Regions from separate parts of the Mus musculus genome. Here region 1 is linked to region 2. A link is a loop called in an ENCODE intact Hi-C map of the cell type or tissue named here. Cell type or tissue: gastrocnemius. All regions are shown on one strand.

The links. Hi-C counts contacts between places; a loop is a spot of excess contacts. Peaks named below come from ENCODE experiments on the same cell type or tissue, not always from the same donor. Only the 100,000 strongest peaks of a DNase experiment are listed, where the experiment ranks them.
Region 1: a loop joins it to region 2, with 6 times the contacts of the local background. A loop is called at or near these places in 17 of 42 quality-filtered maps.

The regions. Positions count from the first base shown.
Region 1 is chr14:31,469,298-31,477,297 of GRCm38, reverse strand. It overlaps a transcript of Mettl6 not described here. Among named protein-coding and RNA genes, the nearest start is that of Mettl6, 22 kb to the left of the region's middle. In gastrocnemius, CTCF peaks have their summits at 3,820 (motif pointing right), 4,636 (motif pointing right) and 7,373; a DNase peak (open chromatin) is centred at 4,647.
Region 2 is chr14:31,362,218-31,370,217 of GRCm38, reverse strand. Capn7 (calpain 7) reads right to left here. Exons shown (of 21, transcript NM_009796.3): 13 at 6,595-6,739; 14 at 5,671-5,770; 15 at 4,627-4,762; 16 at 3,975-4,050; 17 at 2,017-2,162; 18 at 958-1,020; 19 at 367-497. Among named protein-coding and RNA genes, the nearest start is that of Capn7, 30 kb to the right of the region's middle. In gastrocnemius, no CTCF peak of the experiment used is centred here; a DNase peak (open chromatin) is centred at 4,672.

The sequences.
Region 1 (8,000 bases), 110 kb before region 2:
CTGGAGACAGTCATTTGCTGACCTGGAGCTTGTCATTGAACCCCTCAGTGCCCACTTCCCAGTGTTGGTGCTGTAGGGTCGTGCCCTGTTCTTTTATATGGATGCTCAGAGTTTGACCCCAAGTCCTGTGTCTTGACCCTTAAGCACTAAACCCTTTAATACATTTTAGTTTGCGTGTATAGGTATTTTGTTTGCAGATATCTCTGTATACTATATTCATGTGTGGTTTCCACGGAGGCCGGGGGTTGTCAGGTCCCTAGGACTGAAGACACAGCTGAGTCTTGAGTCACTGTATGGGTGCTGGGAATCAAACCTAGGTCCTGGGAAATAGCAGCCCGTGCTCTTAAAGATGGAGCCATTTCTCCAGACCCTCTAAACAGTAATTTTAAAAATCATCCTAACAATGCAATTTTAAAGAAATAGTAATTTGATGCTGGGGAATGATGTAGGAAAATATTAAAAGCTTAGCATAATTAAACCATTGTTTCTTGATGTCTTAATTTGGGTTACTATTACTATGATGAGACGCCAAGACCAAATGCAGGGTAGGAGGAAAGGGTTTAAGCTTCCACATCCATAGTCCATTATTGAAGGAAGTCAGGATAGGAACTCAAAACATGCCAGGAACCTGAAGGCAGGAGCTGATGCAGTACATGTAAGTGATAAGACAACTTTTAGGAGTTAGTTCTCTGCTCTCTGTTTCAGGGGGTCAACCTCAGGTTATCTTGGAAAGAACCCAAGTTCAATTCCCAGCACCCATTTGGTAGCTCACAACCATCTGCAGCTCCAGCTCCAGGAGACCCAACAGTTTCATCTGACTTTGTCTGGTACCAGGCACTGGTGGTGTACATACATATATGCAGGCAAAATTCATATTCATATACATTAATAAATCTAAAAGCAATTTTGCTATTATCAAGATGGGGTGTCACTAGAGCTACTAGCCCTGGTTAGCCTAGAATACACTCTGTAGATCAGGCTGGCCTCTGCTTGGATTGAAAGCATATACCGCCATGCCTAGCTAAGCTATTTAGTGTCTTGTTTTAGAACCCAGGCCCTCAAGTGCTAGGCACATACTCTGCATCTGAGTCAGTCAGCTGATGGTACAACCTCTCAGAGGACAGCCATGCTAGGCTCCTGTCTGCAAGCATAACATAGCATCAGTAATAGTGTCAGGGATTGGTGCCCGCCCATGGGATGGATCCTAAGTTGGGCCAGTCACTGGTTGACAATTCATTCAGTCTCTACTTCGTTTTTTGTCCCTGCATTTCTTTTAGGAACAGTTTTGGGTTGAAAAATTTGAAGGTGGGTTGGTGTCCCCATACCTCCACTGTGGGCCCTGTCTAACCAGTGGAGGTGGCCCCTTCCATATCCCCATTATCAGGCACTTTGGCTAAGGTTACCCACATTGAATCCTAGAAACCTCCCATCCCAAGTCTCTAGGACTTTCTAGAGGTTACCTCCACCCCACACACAGCAACTGCATATTTTCATTCATTCTCCTGGCCCTCTAATCATTTCTCTTAACTCCCCCCTCCATACCTAATCCTGCCCCCTTTTCCCTTCCTGCCCCCCACCATCCTACCCAGGTCCCTCTCTCCATCTGCCTCCCATGATTATTTTGTTCCCCCTTCTAAGTGGGATTGAAGCATCCTTACTTGGGCCTTCCTTCTTGTTAAGCTTCATATAGTCTTTGAGTTGTACTATGGTTGTCCATCAGTGAGTACATACCATGCATGTCCTTTTGGGTCTGGGTTGCCTCATTCAGGATATTTTCTAGTTCCATCCATTTGCCTGCAAAATTCATGATGTCCTTGTTTTTCATAGCTAAATAGTATTTCATTGTGTAAGTGAACCACATTTTCTGTGTCCATTCTTTAGCTGAAGGTTATCTGGGTTGCTTCCAGTTTCTGGCTATTATGAATAATATTACGAATATTATGAACAAGAACTTCTGGAAGAATCACCATCCCTGACCTCAAGATGTACCACAGAAAAGTCGTGGTTAAAAACTACATGGTATTGGCACAGAGACAAACAGGCTAATCAATGGAATGGAATCAAAGACGCAAGAAATAAACCCACACACCTATAGACACTTTTTCTTTGACAAAGAAGCCAAAACCATACAGTGGAAAAAAAGAAAGCATCTTCAACAAATGGTGCTGTTCCAACTACTGGTCTTCTGCATGTAGAATGCAAATTGATCCATACGTCTCACCTTGCACAAAGCTCAAGTCCAAGTGGATCAAGGACCTTAACATAAAACCAAATATAATGAATCTAATAGAAGAGAACGTGGGAAATTGCCTTGAATGCATTGGCACAGGAAAAATTTTCCTGAACAGAACTCCAATGGCTCAGGCTGTAAGATAACAATTGATAAATGGGACCTCTTGAAACTGAAAAGCTTCTGTAAGGCAAAGGACACCGTCAATAGGACAAAACAGCAGCCTACAGATTAGAGAAAGATCTTCTCTAACCCTATAGAGAGCTAACTGAAGTGGAAACTTCTGGTTTCCTTAGAAAGTTATGTCAAATGATGTTTCTCTAGAGCACATAGGTGAAAGAATATTTTGCTATAGCAAACACGTGAAAGGATGCACGTTATTCAGGAGGAATGTAGATATCTCAAAGGCAGTAGGAGCTCAAGCATTGGTTTGCTTTGCTCCACCTCGACATTCTTCGATGACTGCATGCATGTATTGGTTCACCTTACACTATGTTGTTGAAGTTCACTTGTGGGCACTTCATAGAAAGAAACTCACCAAAGAACTCATGAGGTTCCTGCAATTTCTTGCTGCCTGTTGGCAAGCCTCATGTTGTTTTCTTTTAGATTGAACTGCCCTTGCTGATTCGTGTGTGGTGCCTGCTGAGTGGACTGGTCTGCAGCTGCTGATTCATGTTTGGTGTTTGATAGTGGACTGGACTGAGAACAATGAAGGTTGAAATTGCCCCAAAGAGCTATTTCTAAAACCGGTCCACTCCCCCCATATCCTGATAACCTTTCTTTTCCACTATCACTTGGCAGGTGGTGGGCTAGAGGGGAGGTTGAACCCTTATTAAAGTAGCTGTGAAAAATATATGCCTACAGCTAATATCTACAATATATAAAGAACTCAAGAAGTTATACTCCAAAAAACCAAATATCCCAATTTTAAAAATGGGGTACAGGAGATGGAGAGATGGCTCAGCGGTTAAGAGCACTGACTCCTCTTCCAGAGGTCCTGAGTTCAATTCCCAGCAACCACATGGTAGCTCACAACTATTTGTAATGGAATCTCATACCCTCTTCTGGTGTGTCGAAGACAGCAATACCGTACAAGTAAATCTTTAAAAGAAAAGAGGGGGAGGGTGTTACAGAGCTAAACAGAATTCTCAGCAGAGGAATCTTGAATGCCAAGAAGCACTTAAAGAAATGTTCAACATCCTTAGTCATCAAGGAAATGCAAATCAAAACGACCCTGAGATTCTACCTCACACCAATCAAAATGGCTAAGATCAAAACCTCAGATGACAGCAGATGCTGGCAGGGTGGAGAAAGAGGAACACTCCTCCATTGCTGGTGGGATTGAAAACTGGTGCAACCAGTCTGGAAATCAGTCTGGTGGTTCCTCAGAAAACTGGAAATAGTTCTACCTGAAGACTCAGCTATGCCACTCCTGGGCATATACCCAAAAGGTGTTCCACAATATTACAAGATTCTTTAATTTTTTAACGAAAATAATTAGCTTATGTGTATGGTGGTTTGTCTTCATTAATGTTACACACCACATGCATGCCTGGTGCTCCAGAGGCCAGAAGAGGGCACTGGATCCCCATGGGACAGGAATTACAGATAGTTCCACCAGGTGGGGGCAGGTAGTTGATCCTGGGGTCTCTGGGAGAGCAAACAGAGCGCTGCAGAGCCCTGTCTCTAGCCCACACCCCAGATTTTTACAAAGTAAAACTAGGCTGCAAAAGTTTGGAATATTTCAATCTAGTTTAGTGGCATGTCTGACAGTGAGCAATGTTGGCTCTCAGCACACATACACCTGAACTTAACCCAGGAATAAAGTACAGTTGTCAAACAGGTGAAAGAACCTAGACCATAAAGGTTTTAGCAAGGCAGCAAGCACCTCATACTGAGCCGTCTCACAGAAGGGTCGGCTTGGATGGCATTGCCTTATACATGCAAAACAGACCCCAGAGTCGTACTGAATTCTGCCTAACACCACTTCAGAAGATGCTGTGCACACAGTACTAGTCAGAGTTGGAGGAATTATGTGTGAAATATACCTCACAATATAAATTCTCTACAAGACCCTATGTGCACATGTAACATGCTTCATACTACAGTTAAACAGGCTGCACACATGAATACTAACAAAACATAACAGGCTTTGGCTTTGACCATCCAGGAGCAAGTAGAGGACTTGCCCCATGCAATCAGCCATGTCCCAGAACCTAGAGCTGCCACCTAGGCTAGGTGAGACCATCCATATAAAATATAAACAGTATGAAACTCAGTCATATGCGAGGTATTTCTAATATATTTAGCCTTCAGCCTCCTGCCTCCCACGTGATGATTATGTCCAAATGTTCCAAACAGCTCACAAACCAGCTCCTCTTCAAGAAGGCTTAATTTTTGGAATCCTTGCAGATATCTGGGCTACCACAAGGTGGCGATAGATGCTCAATGTTCAAATTGACTTTTTTTTTTTTTTTTTTTTTTTTTTTTTTTGATCCTATGGCTAACTTGGTGCTGGTCTTGAACTCAGAGATCCTCCTGCCCCTGGGCTGGGATTAAAGCTGTGTGCTACCACGGCAGCGCATCTACTGCCTTCTTAATTATAGTACATAGTACACAGGGAACATTTTTTTGAATGTCAGCTGGCAAGAATAATTTGTGCTTCACTAGACAAAACAAAATGCAACCACTTTTTACCCATCATTCAGTCCACTTCTGTCTCCTGAGGTCAGTTTGCTTTCAACTAACGTTTTACCTTCCTAGGCAATCTCTTTTGCTGTCTGCAAGGCCTCCAGGCACACTGTAGAACATGGTGTCTGAGGGAGGCACACTGTAGAACATGGTGTCTGAGGGAGGCACACTGTAGAACATGGTGTCTGAGGGAGGCACACTGTAGAACATGGTGTCTGAGGGAGGCACACTGTAGAACATGGTGTCTGAGGGAGGCACACTGTAGAACATGGTGTCTGAGGGAGGCACACTGTAGAACATGGTGTCTGAGGGAGGCACACTGTAGAACGTGGTGTCTGAGGGAGGCACACTGTAGAACGTGGTGTCTGAGGGAGGCACACTGTAGAACGTGGTGTCTGAGGGATCTAATGAACAATCTGAAACTTTTCCATGTGATAAATATATCCTCCATAGTCCTCTTTTCTTCCCAAATGGCTCTGTGACGTGCTGTACTTGAGATTAAGGTAGAGCAAGGTCAGGGCTGTCTTGGATATAGGTCTGCCTCACGTCATCCATAGCGCTCTTTTGTGTGTTGAGTGGGGGTGGTAAAGGATACACAGGCTGGAATCATAAGAACCCGCTTCCAAGAGTTGGTTCTCTCCACCATGTGACTCTCAGGATGGAACTCAGACCCTCAGACTTGGTGGTAAGGCCTTGATGAGCTGAGCCCTCTCCTGGCCCCAGTAGCCTTTGATAGCAGCAGGTTTCCTAGTCCACAGTTGCCACAGAAGGAAGGGAAATGGGAAAGGGGGAAAGCAGAAGGCACGCTGAAAAACCATGTTTTCTGTTAGGAAGAAAGTATTCCCTACACACACACACACACACACACACACACACACACACATGTATATGTATATACACACATACATACACACACACACATATGTGTGTGTGTGTGTGTGTGTGTGTGTATTCTCTTTCTAAGGCCAAACCTTTTATTAGAAATGAAGTTAGACTGGGTAGTGGGGGGCACATGCCTTTAATCCCAGCAGTCAGGAGGCAGAGGCAGGCCTGGTCTGCAGAGTGAGTTCCAAGGCATCCAGGGCTTACACAGAGAAACCCTGTCTCGAAAACAAAACCAAATAAAGTTAGACACTTCTTCAGTTTTTAACTTTCTATCTACTCTTTTCAAATGTGTGAATTTTTTTTCTGTGATCAGTGGGTGCCATGAGGGTACAGGGCCCTGTGCAGTCACTGTAGCTGGATCACAAGGCTGGGAGAGATGGCAGTGTGGGTACAGCTGGGGGATAGGAATAGCATCATCTCTGGCTCCATGGAGTAGCATAGCAGGGGCTCAAACACAAGCACCCGGACAGGAGTGTGCTGCCTAATTTTATGTAAACTTGACACAAGCTAAGGTCACCTGAGGGGAGGAAACTTCAATTCAGCAAATGCCTCCAAGCCCAGTGTGGTGGTGCACACCTTGAATTCCAGCATTTGAGAGGCAGAGGTAGGTGGGTCTCTTGTGAGTCCAGCCTGGTCTACAGAGTGAGTTATAAGGACAGCTAGAGCCAAGCTACATAGTGAGACCCTGTCTCAAAACAAACAAAACAAATGAGAAAGGAGGGAAGGAAGGGAGGGAGGGAGGGAGGGAGGGAGGGAGGAAGGAAGGAAGGAAGGAAGGAAGGAAGAAAAAAGGGAAGGGAAAGAAAAGAAAAAAAAGGAAAGGAAAGGAAAAAAAGAGAAAAGGAAAAAGACCTCCAAAGGATCAGGGAATAGGCAGGCAAGCCTGTAGAACATTTTCTCAATTAGTGATGATGGGGAAAGGCCCCGACCATTGTGGGTGGTGCCATCCCTGGGCTAGTGGTCCTGTGCCCTATAAGAAAGCAGGCTGAGCACACCAGTATAAATAAGCCAGTAAGTAGCACCCCTCATGGCCTCTGCATCAGCTCCTGCCTTCAGGTTCCTGCCCTGTTTGAGTTCCTGTCCTGGCTTCCTTCGGTGATGAACCATTGGGACAGATGAACATGGAAATGTAGGTCAAATAAATCCTTGTTTTCGGCCATGGTCTCATCTCAGCATTAGTAATGCTGACTAAGACACAGGACAGGGTCTCTGGGTCTCCCTACGTAGCTGTCTGCCTGGAACTTGCTGTGTAGACAAAGCCAGCCTTGAACTCCCCGTGCTCTTCCTGACTCTGCCTTCCAAGTGCTGGGGATGACAGCACTATGTTGACTTCAGCAGCTATTCCATTGCATTGGTTCTCTAGGGCACTGGCTTCTCTCCTTATGGAACCCCGTTATGTCAGTGCTTGCTTGTTTAATTGTGACCCTCAGGCTCAAAGGCTGGCTTCATCCTTTTAATTTTCCCATCTCCTCTCCTCTTATATGGCTAGGTTACTTCCAAAGACCTGTCCTCAAGCTCAGAAACTCCTCCTCCTTGTTTTGTTTGGGCAGGGTTCTGCTGCATAGACTTAGATGGCGCTAGAGTCACTGTGTAGCCCAGGCTGGTATGGAAATTGCAGTGATCCTCTTGCTCTGCCTCCTGAGGGCTGGGATTACATGTGTGTGCTATGCCCAGCTGTCAGTGTTGTTCTTTATTATTTTCATCGGGTTATATTCTTTGCACGTGGTACTGTGTTATACAAGGTCATTTTCACACAAGTATATACATGATTTATATATCTGTGCAGAACTCTCAAATCTCTATCAGAGGAGAGTGGCTTAGTTTACTTAGTTATCTCCAGTTGAATACACTTTCTTGCAAAGAACACAACTTCATTTTTCTTTATAGCTAAAATTGATGTGTGTATACACCACACTTTCTGTATCTGTTCCTTTATTAATGGCACTGTGGTTGGTTCCATAACTTTCACCTGTGCACAGTGCTGCAGTACACAGTGATGAACGTGTCTGTCTGTGATACGTCATTGACTTCAGTCCTTTGGGTAAATACACAGAAGTGCTAGGACTGGGTGTAGTGGCTATTTTGGAATTTTGGTTTCTCTAAAAGACATAAAATAATTATAATATGTTTTCATTTTAATCCCAGGTGTGGGATATGAGGCTGCTTCAGACTGTCCACAGCAGCTGACTATGAT
Region 2 (8,000 bases):
GGCCCATATGGCATTCCAAGAACCGCTAACTCACAGAAAAACATGTTGAGCTGCATTTCATACCAGATATCCATTTGTATTATATCTAATCTGTAACCTAGAACTGAGTTTTAGCCCTGATGTGAGATGGGTCAAATCACTATTATATGTGTGTGGATGCTGAATTTCATACCACTTACTGACGACTGGCCTCTACCTGTAGTGCCATCATTATCCACACATCGGATCATTAACTTAAAACTAAGGATGATTCTGAGTCAGTGAGGATACAGCTTAGGACAAAGCTCAGTGGCAGGGTGGATGCCTAACATTCATGGGGGGGGGGGGGGGGCGTGCGCACACACACACAGAGCTACTCATACAAACCTTGGTCCTCTCAGCTCAATCAATAACGGTCCAGTCTTATCTATATGGAATTGGTAGATGGGGTTATTTTTGTGAGTCTCCTGAAAATTTCCACATCCTCCAGCACTTTGACCACTCCACTTTCCATTTATCTGTAAAGTAAAGTTTCTGTATTAGTAAATTTCACACTCTGATTTCTCCACTCTGGTTTGTCACAGACAGTCAAGTCTTCACCCACACAAGCTGCTTTACTGTACCCCACCTCTCAAGTATAAAATCTCTCTCCCTGCCAGAAATTCTCTCAGGAATCTTCTGCACATCTGTTTTACCCACACTGCAAGCTATTTTCAAATTCTCTCGGAGTTCATCTCCGTGGACTGCTAACAAGCAAAAATACAGCTAATTTTCTCTCTAGAATTACATGTTTCTATTTCCACAGAAACAATACTGCTCACTGTACTCACAACACAGATCTTGTATTCGGACCAAAATAAACAGTAGTTTCCCTTGTATTTCTGTAAAACTCCTAAAAGAGTTTACTTAATAATGAGAAATGAAAGGAAATGAATTTCTAAAGGCTACAAACAGATTACAATCCACAGAATTTCTTACCCGTTTGGATAAGGTGTATGGTGAAGGGATCTTCGAAAAAGTAAAGCTGCAGGCTGAATACACCTAGATTTAAACAAGAAAACAGGCCCACTAAAGATTATCCTGAGAAACATCATAGGACAATCAAAGTGATCACGGAGCACCCTGATCTGTTCCACACCTCAAATACTAGTTGGGATCAATCACACTGAAGTAACCAGGAACCAGGGCTTTGTCTTGACTGTCACGGTGTATGACTCAGGACAATTGGCTTCTCTGACTGAAGAGCCAAGAAATATTAAACAGTTCCTAATGTATTTTATCATTATAAATCCATCCAAATTGAATTCCTTGTATGTGACAATCCTATGTACAAGAAAATTGCAAGTGACCTTCCCAGCAATGTGACAGCACTGTAATAAAAACAGTTAAAAATTGTTTTTGTTTTGGGGGCGTTTAAGATGAGGTTTCAAGCTAGCATTTAACTTGAGATTCTCTTGCCTCTGGGATTATAGGTGTGTGCTGCCTCCACCATCATGCCCTATTGAAAATTGTCATTTAATTGCATTTATTAATCTACATCTCAGGAATAAACCATTATGAAGAAAATATGTTCATTCAAAATGTTACTCAAAGTAAAATACAATTTTTTTTTTTTAATTTTCCAGGCAGTTTCTCTGTGTAGACCTGGCTGTCCTGGAACTTGTTCTGTAGATCTGACCTCAAACTCAGAGATCCACCTGCCTCTACTTCCAAATTCTGGGATTAAAAGTGTTTGCCACGACTACCCAGCACAACTCACTTTTTTTTTTTTCCCAGAAAGCATAATTACTTAATTGATAAAAATATAAAAGTAGAAAATGATTTTCAGAAATAGAATTTTTTCCCTGGCACTCCAGAAGTTGAGGTCAGAGTATATGAATTCAAGATAGCCTGGGCTAGAAAGCTAGGCTAAAATGCATAGCAAGAGTCTGTCTCAGAGAAAACACTTCAAGTGATCCCACATAGAAAGCAGAGCCTGTCATAAACTCTGTTTCACTATATTTTGTCACTACATGGTTCACGGTTGACGACTCTTACCCGGACTGTGTAATGAATCGTATTCTGTTTCTCATACTGAGAAACCACTAGGGTGAAGGTGTGAGTCCCGGGCGTGGTCAGCTTTATCTTAGTCAAGTAATGAGGGCTGTTAATTCGAATCCCATCAATGTATGGAGGTGGGTCAGCTGCACAGATATCATGTTTACAGAAAAGATTTTCAAAGTCAGGATTAGCTTTGTCTTTTTAAGATACAAAAAAGCATATAAACACATTATTAACATTACCCACCCCTAATGTAGAACTAAATAAACCTTAGGCATGTTAAACTAGCTTCTTAAAGTCCCCCTAATGACTCATCTTATTTTCCTTTCGCTAATCAGTGATTTGGTAGGGATTTTTCTCAGACTTTTATAAAGGGTTGTTAACAGTGGTTTGTGTGTCTGCACACCCACCATGGAAGTCAGAGGGTAACCTGAGTCATTTCTCCCCCTCCACCATATGGGTCACAGGGACTGAATTCAGGCTGTCAGACTTGGCAGCAGACAACCTTTATCTACTGAGCCATCTCACCAGCCCATGGGCTAAGTTTTCAATTTGTGTCTCCTGTTTATTCTTTCATTAATGGAGAGCAAAACTACCTAGTGTGATGAAAATAAAACTGTACCCTAGAAGTATCCTGAAAAAAATTCACAGAAAAGAGGGCAGCACTGTTCAATTAAGAAAACATAAGAAAAAATAAACTTAAGTTTTAAAAGTAAAAGTAGTAGTAAATGTATTTCAAAGTATAAAACCATGTAAAATTTTCACTCTAGGAAAATATTTGTGTGGTTTTTTTTGTTTTTTTTTTTTTAGTTATATAATGATCAACATTTGAAAATAGCTAGCTTGGCTTGGTATGGCCCACTGGACTTCATGTGTCATGTGTCTGCAGAAGTGAGAGAGACTGACTGGTGAGGCTCAGTGCCTGTGCTGACCAGTGTAATGGTGAAGAATGCATCTTTTCCTTTATGACCAATCCTCTCCAGTCCTACCTTCCTGACAACCTTTTCTCAACAATCAAGGTCAACAATGATTACACGATGCTAAGTCCAACGGCATCTTCTCTGACCCCTTGGAGAGCAGGAGATAGAGGTGTGCTCTTTTCCTCTCCTTTGCTAAGATTCTATCAAGCCTCACTGTACCATCAATTGCTTCATCACATCCTGACTGAGTTTTCTAGTAACAGTACCAACTCCTCTGCCCAGCTACAGATGCACGTCCTGGGCATCCAGCTCTAGCTGTGGCTTTCCTCAGGATTTACAGAGTCCAGGCTTCAGATGCTGCCTCCTCCTGTGCCTGACTCATCAAGCTGGACCTCAAGCCCCCACTCAAATCAATGCCCACTTGGCATCCTTACCCGGAAGTCTTAGTGCCTCAAATCTAACAAGCCAAAAATTAACTTCCGAGTTTACTCTGTAACGAAATCTTACAATATGACCAATGCTCACCCATCTTAATAACTACTACAGCTTGGTTTTACTTAAACCCCAGAATCAGCCTCCATCAGCTCAGGAACTCCTTGTACAATCCTACTGAAATTCAAATCTGTCCTCTTGGTCTTACTCTACAACTACCCAAGGTCAAGTCACCAGCATTTCTCAAATAAAACTGCCTCATTTGGGGCTGTAATAAATGCTTAGAAGAAACCAATGCTCTTAAAAAGACAAAATCAGACCATGTCATTTTACCTCTGTTCCCTTTTTGATGCTTTATAAACCTTGGCACATTTTAGAAATTAAGTTCTGATGATTATGTACAAAAGTATATAAGCCTAAATTTTAAGAGTTTCAAAATTAAAACGTTTTACATATACATCAACCTAAATACCCAGTATGCTTTGCTGGGTTTTGTTAGTCTACCAGCATAATTATAATTGATTTCTGCATGCCATCTACATAAGCCTTTCCTCTCCAGCTCAGTGTCTGAGAATGCGGCAGCATGTGCTCAGCAGGGCTTACCTGGGTAGTAAACCTTCTTGCCATCAGTCTTGTACACAACCATTGTGATAAACTCACGGTTATTTGCGAAGTCATCCTAAAATCACAGAGAATCCACAGTGGTTAGGAAAACGGACTCAAGATGTTCTCTATTCTAAGTGTTTAGAAAACTAATTTTCAAGAGCACCTCAGCTATTTAGTTCTACAGAAGCCATATTTTTCTGAATAAATGACTACTATGTAAATGATTAAGATTATAATTAGCCTTTCTACAATCAAAACTAATGACCTACTTTTCAAATCTCTTCCAGAATATAGTAATCTTAGTAAGTTTTAAAGAATGTATCAACCTTCATGTTCTCATTGAAAAGCAAGCTCCTCCTTTAGAGAATCTGAATAAGACTTCAGTATCTAATTATAAAATAAGGAAATTTACCCTGGGACCAAATAAAGCCCTCTCCAATCCACTGGACCAGTAAAAAAATAAAAATAAGACAAAATCTAAAATATAAATAAAATAAAATCTACCTAATGATACTCATTTACTTGAGAAAACATTTTCAGAGCACTTATATAAATGGAAATGAATAGTGATAAAATTATGGACCTAACAGTTAATTATATTTGAAAGAATTTCTGAATTGTGGGTGTGTTATTAGAAGGATATCTGTACCTTGTCTGTTATGTGTCTACTAAGCAAAACCCAAACTGCAGCACCCCCTTGTGGACACTGCACCTCCAATTTGTACTGGGGGTTGTTGGCCAGGCTATAAGCATCTTTCACAGGTCCTTGTTTAGCATCCCAAGTACTAAAAATAAACAAAAAGACATCAATGGTTAAATTTCTCATGCAGGTAAACATTTTAAAAATAAATATTTTTGATATTTTTTAATTTTAGAAGTATGAATGTTTGGCCTATGTATGTTTGCTTGGTGCCTACAGAGTTCAGAAGAGGGCATCAGATCCCCCAGAATTATTTGCACATGGCTGCCAGTCACTTTGTGGGTGCTGGGAACTGAACCTGGGTTCTCTGCAGGAACAAGAACTTTTAACTGTTCAGCCATCTCTCCTGTTCATGGCTAACCTTTTAAATACTACTTTAGATAGTGATGTGTTTCAAATGCAATTAAGCTATCAGGATTGTTTATTTATTATTTATTATTATTGATTGATTGATTGAGATAGGGCTTCTCTGTGTAGCCCTGGCTGTTCTAAAACTCACTCTGTAGACCAAATTGACCCTGAACCCAGAAATCTGCCTGCCTCTGCCTCCCAAGAGCTGCGATTAAAGGCGTGCACATAACAGCTATCAGGATTTTTGTTTTATCCTTTAAAAAGTTTTTGGTGTAATAAAGTAGTAAAAAAAAAAATGGCTACTGGCAATGACCAAAAGAGGGGTTGATGATCCTCCTGATTTGGTCACTATTTGAGAATTGTGATGTGGGGAACAGGCACTGCAAAGGCAGCTTGTGGTTAAGAGCATGTACTGCTGCTGCAGATAGATAACCACAGCTCAGTTCCCAGCACCCACCCTGGGCGGCTTACAATTGTCTATAACTCCAGCTCCAGAGCACCCAACGCCCTCTTCTAGTCTCCCAGACACCTGTACTCATGGACAAAGCCCCATTCCTATCTCCACATAATTTTTAAAAAATTTTAAATCTTTCAAATGTAGAGAATATTATAAAGCATAGTCTAAAATGTATAAAAACTTACCTGTGAATGCAAGTTGATTCTTTAAAAAGAGCTGGATTCCAACTCAAATAAACTACATCATAATACTGGCAAAGATCATCCCAGGAAATCCAAAATATTCCTAAAAATTAAATGTCTTTGTTAATCTAAAAGGAATTAGCAATAAACAACTTAAGCAAGCTGGAAGAAGTTCAATGGTTAAGAGTACCTGGCTACTCTTCAAAGGGCCCAGATTCTCTCCCAGCACCCACATGATGACTAGCAATGTTTTCTAATTTAAGTTTTAGGGATCCACCTCTAAGGGCACCAAGAACACACAGAGTGCAAGATATGCATGTAGGCAAACACCTATATACATCAAATAAAATAAAAATAAAATAAAAGAGGCTGTTGAGACTGTCTAAGTACATCTCATCTTGAAAACAGGTTATTTAAAATGACACTGAAGGCTACTGAAGCTACAGGGTTAGCTCAGGGGTTAAAACACTCGCTGCTCTTGTGGAGGGCATGGATTTGGTTTCCAGAACCCACACTGTGTCTAGTTCCAGGGGACCTGGCGCCCTCTTTTGACTTCTGCAGGCACTGTACATATGTGGTGCACATACACAGACGTAGGCAAAACACAAACATAAATAGACAGACTGGGGAGTTGGCTTCCTGCACAAGCATGATGCCCTGAGCTCTGTCTCCAGCACTCACACAGAAGCTGGGATACCAGTGTGTGCTGGGAAGGCAAAGACAGCTGGAGCCTGGGGTCTTGCTGGCCAGACAAGTTAGCCCGTCGGTGAGCTCCTTGCTGAGTGGAAGGGAAGATGCCTATTGTTGAACCGTGGCCTCCATGTGCATACACACGGATACACTTGTACACATCCATGTGCATATACACGTATACACTTGTACGCCCTTCACACTCCTAAAATGGCAGTAAATTACAGACACACTTACCATTATCTATTTTCTGAGCTGTTCGTGGATCAAAGTTTAAATACTTCTGCAATTCTGGGGTCCAGTTTTTCACATCATTCTCACTGTACCTTCCTTTCCAGCGTAAATGGCTCCAAGGGTTTTTTAACTGAATAAATCTCAGCCCCTGTATTAAGAAACAACAAAACAAAACGATTAACAACAAAGAGATTTACCACATACTTATATACTCTTATATATAGTTATAATACTCTTAGAATGAACTTTAATTACTTAAGACTTAATAAAGGGGGAACATGAAAGAGTAGAAAATTCTGCTAAACTTTTCAGAGGCATATCTCAGGCATCAGAAACATCAAGAGCATATGGCTGCAGATACTTACTGGTAAACAGAAAAACAGCAAGTTAACCCAGAATAGAGGAAGAAATGAAAGAGAATTTTAGAAACCTTGGCATATGCTGCAACATCCCAGTTCTAGCTATTCCCAGCAAAGGAGAAAGCCTTAGATAGGGAAGAAATACTGTAAGGCTGTGTGGACTGAAAAGCAAAGCATGAACCACAGATGAGCCTGAGAGTAAAGTAAGGAACACTCCCTCCAGGAAAAGACATAGAAATGACTCAAAGGAGTAGGGAAAACTGAAATGAAGATCGCAGATTGTGCAAGAATGTTACACGCACACACGCATGCACGCATGCATGCACGCACGCACGCACGCACAAATAGGAATGTATTAATATAAGAAAATCCTAAGTGGAAAAAGTCACAAATGAGATTGTAGCTTTAAGACTATATACAAAAAAAAAGTATTGTAGGCCTAGTAACATAAATGTAAAGTTGGGAGGACACAGTGGCATATGCCTTTTAATCTTAGCACTTGAAAGGCAGAGGCAGACAGCTCTCCAAGTTCCAGGCCAACTAGAGCAACACAGGAACACATCCTGCTAAAAAGAAGAAAAAAGGAGGAGGAAGAGGATGAGGACAAGGAGGGAAAAGGAAGGAGGAGGGAGGGAAGGAGGGAGGGAGGAAGGAAGGAAAATGTCAGATTTGAGAAAAAAGTCAGATTTGAGTAAATGTTTCAAAGATTAAATACAGCAGAAACGAAACGACACAGTAAAGGAAGGACCCAGGAAAGGTTCAGACTCAGACATAGAGAACCCTAGTTAAAGCTTCAATTTTAACACACAGCAAGGCTGTGGGCAAAGATCAACCTTGACAGCACAAGGTTCACATACAAATTTAAAATGGAGCACTCCATAGGCTACAAAATCTGCTCCAGCTGGGTAACAATGCTACAGTCTGCAACTTGAAAGTACTATTAATGAAATATATTACTGGACCAGAGTTTATTTTGTTTACATATACTCCAGTAAAGAATGTCTTTACAGAATCACAGTTAGGAAATCACTACTATGCAACTCATGGCGG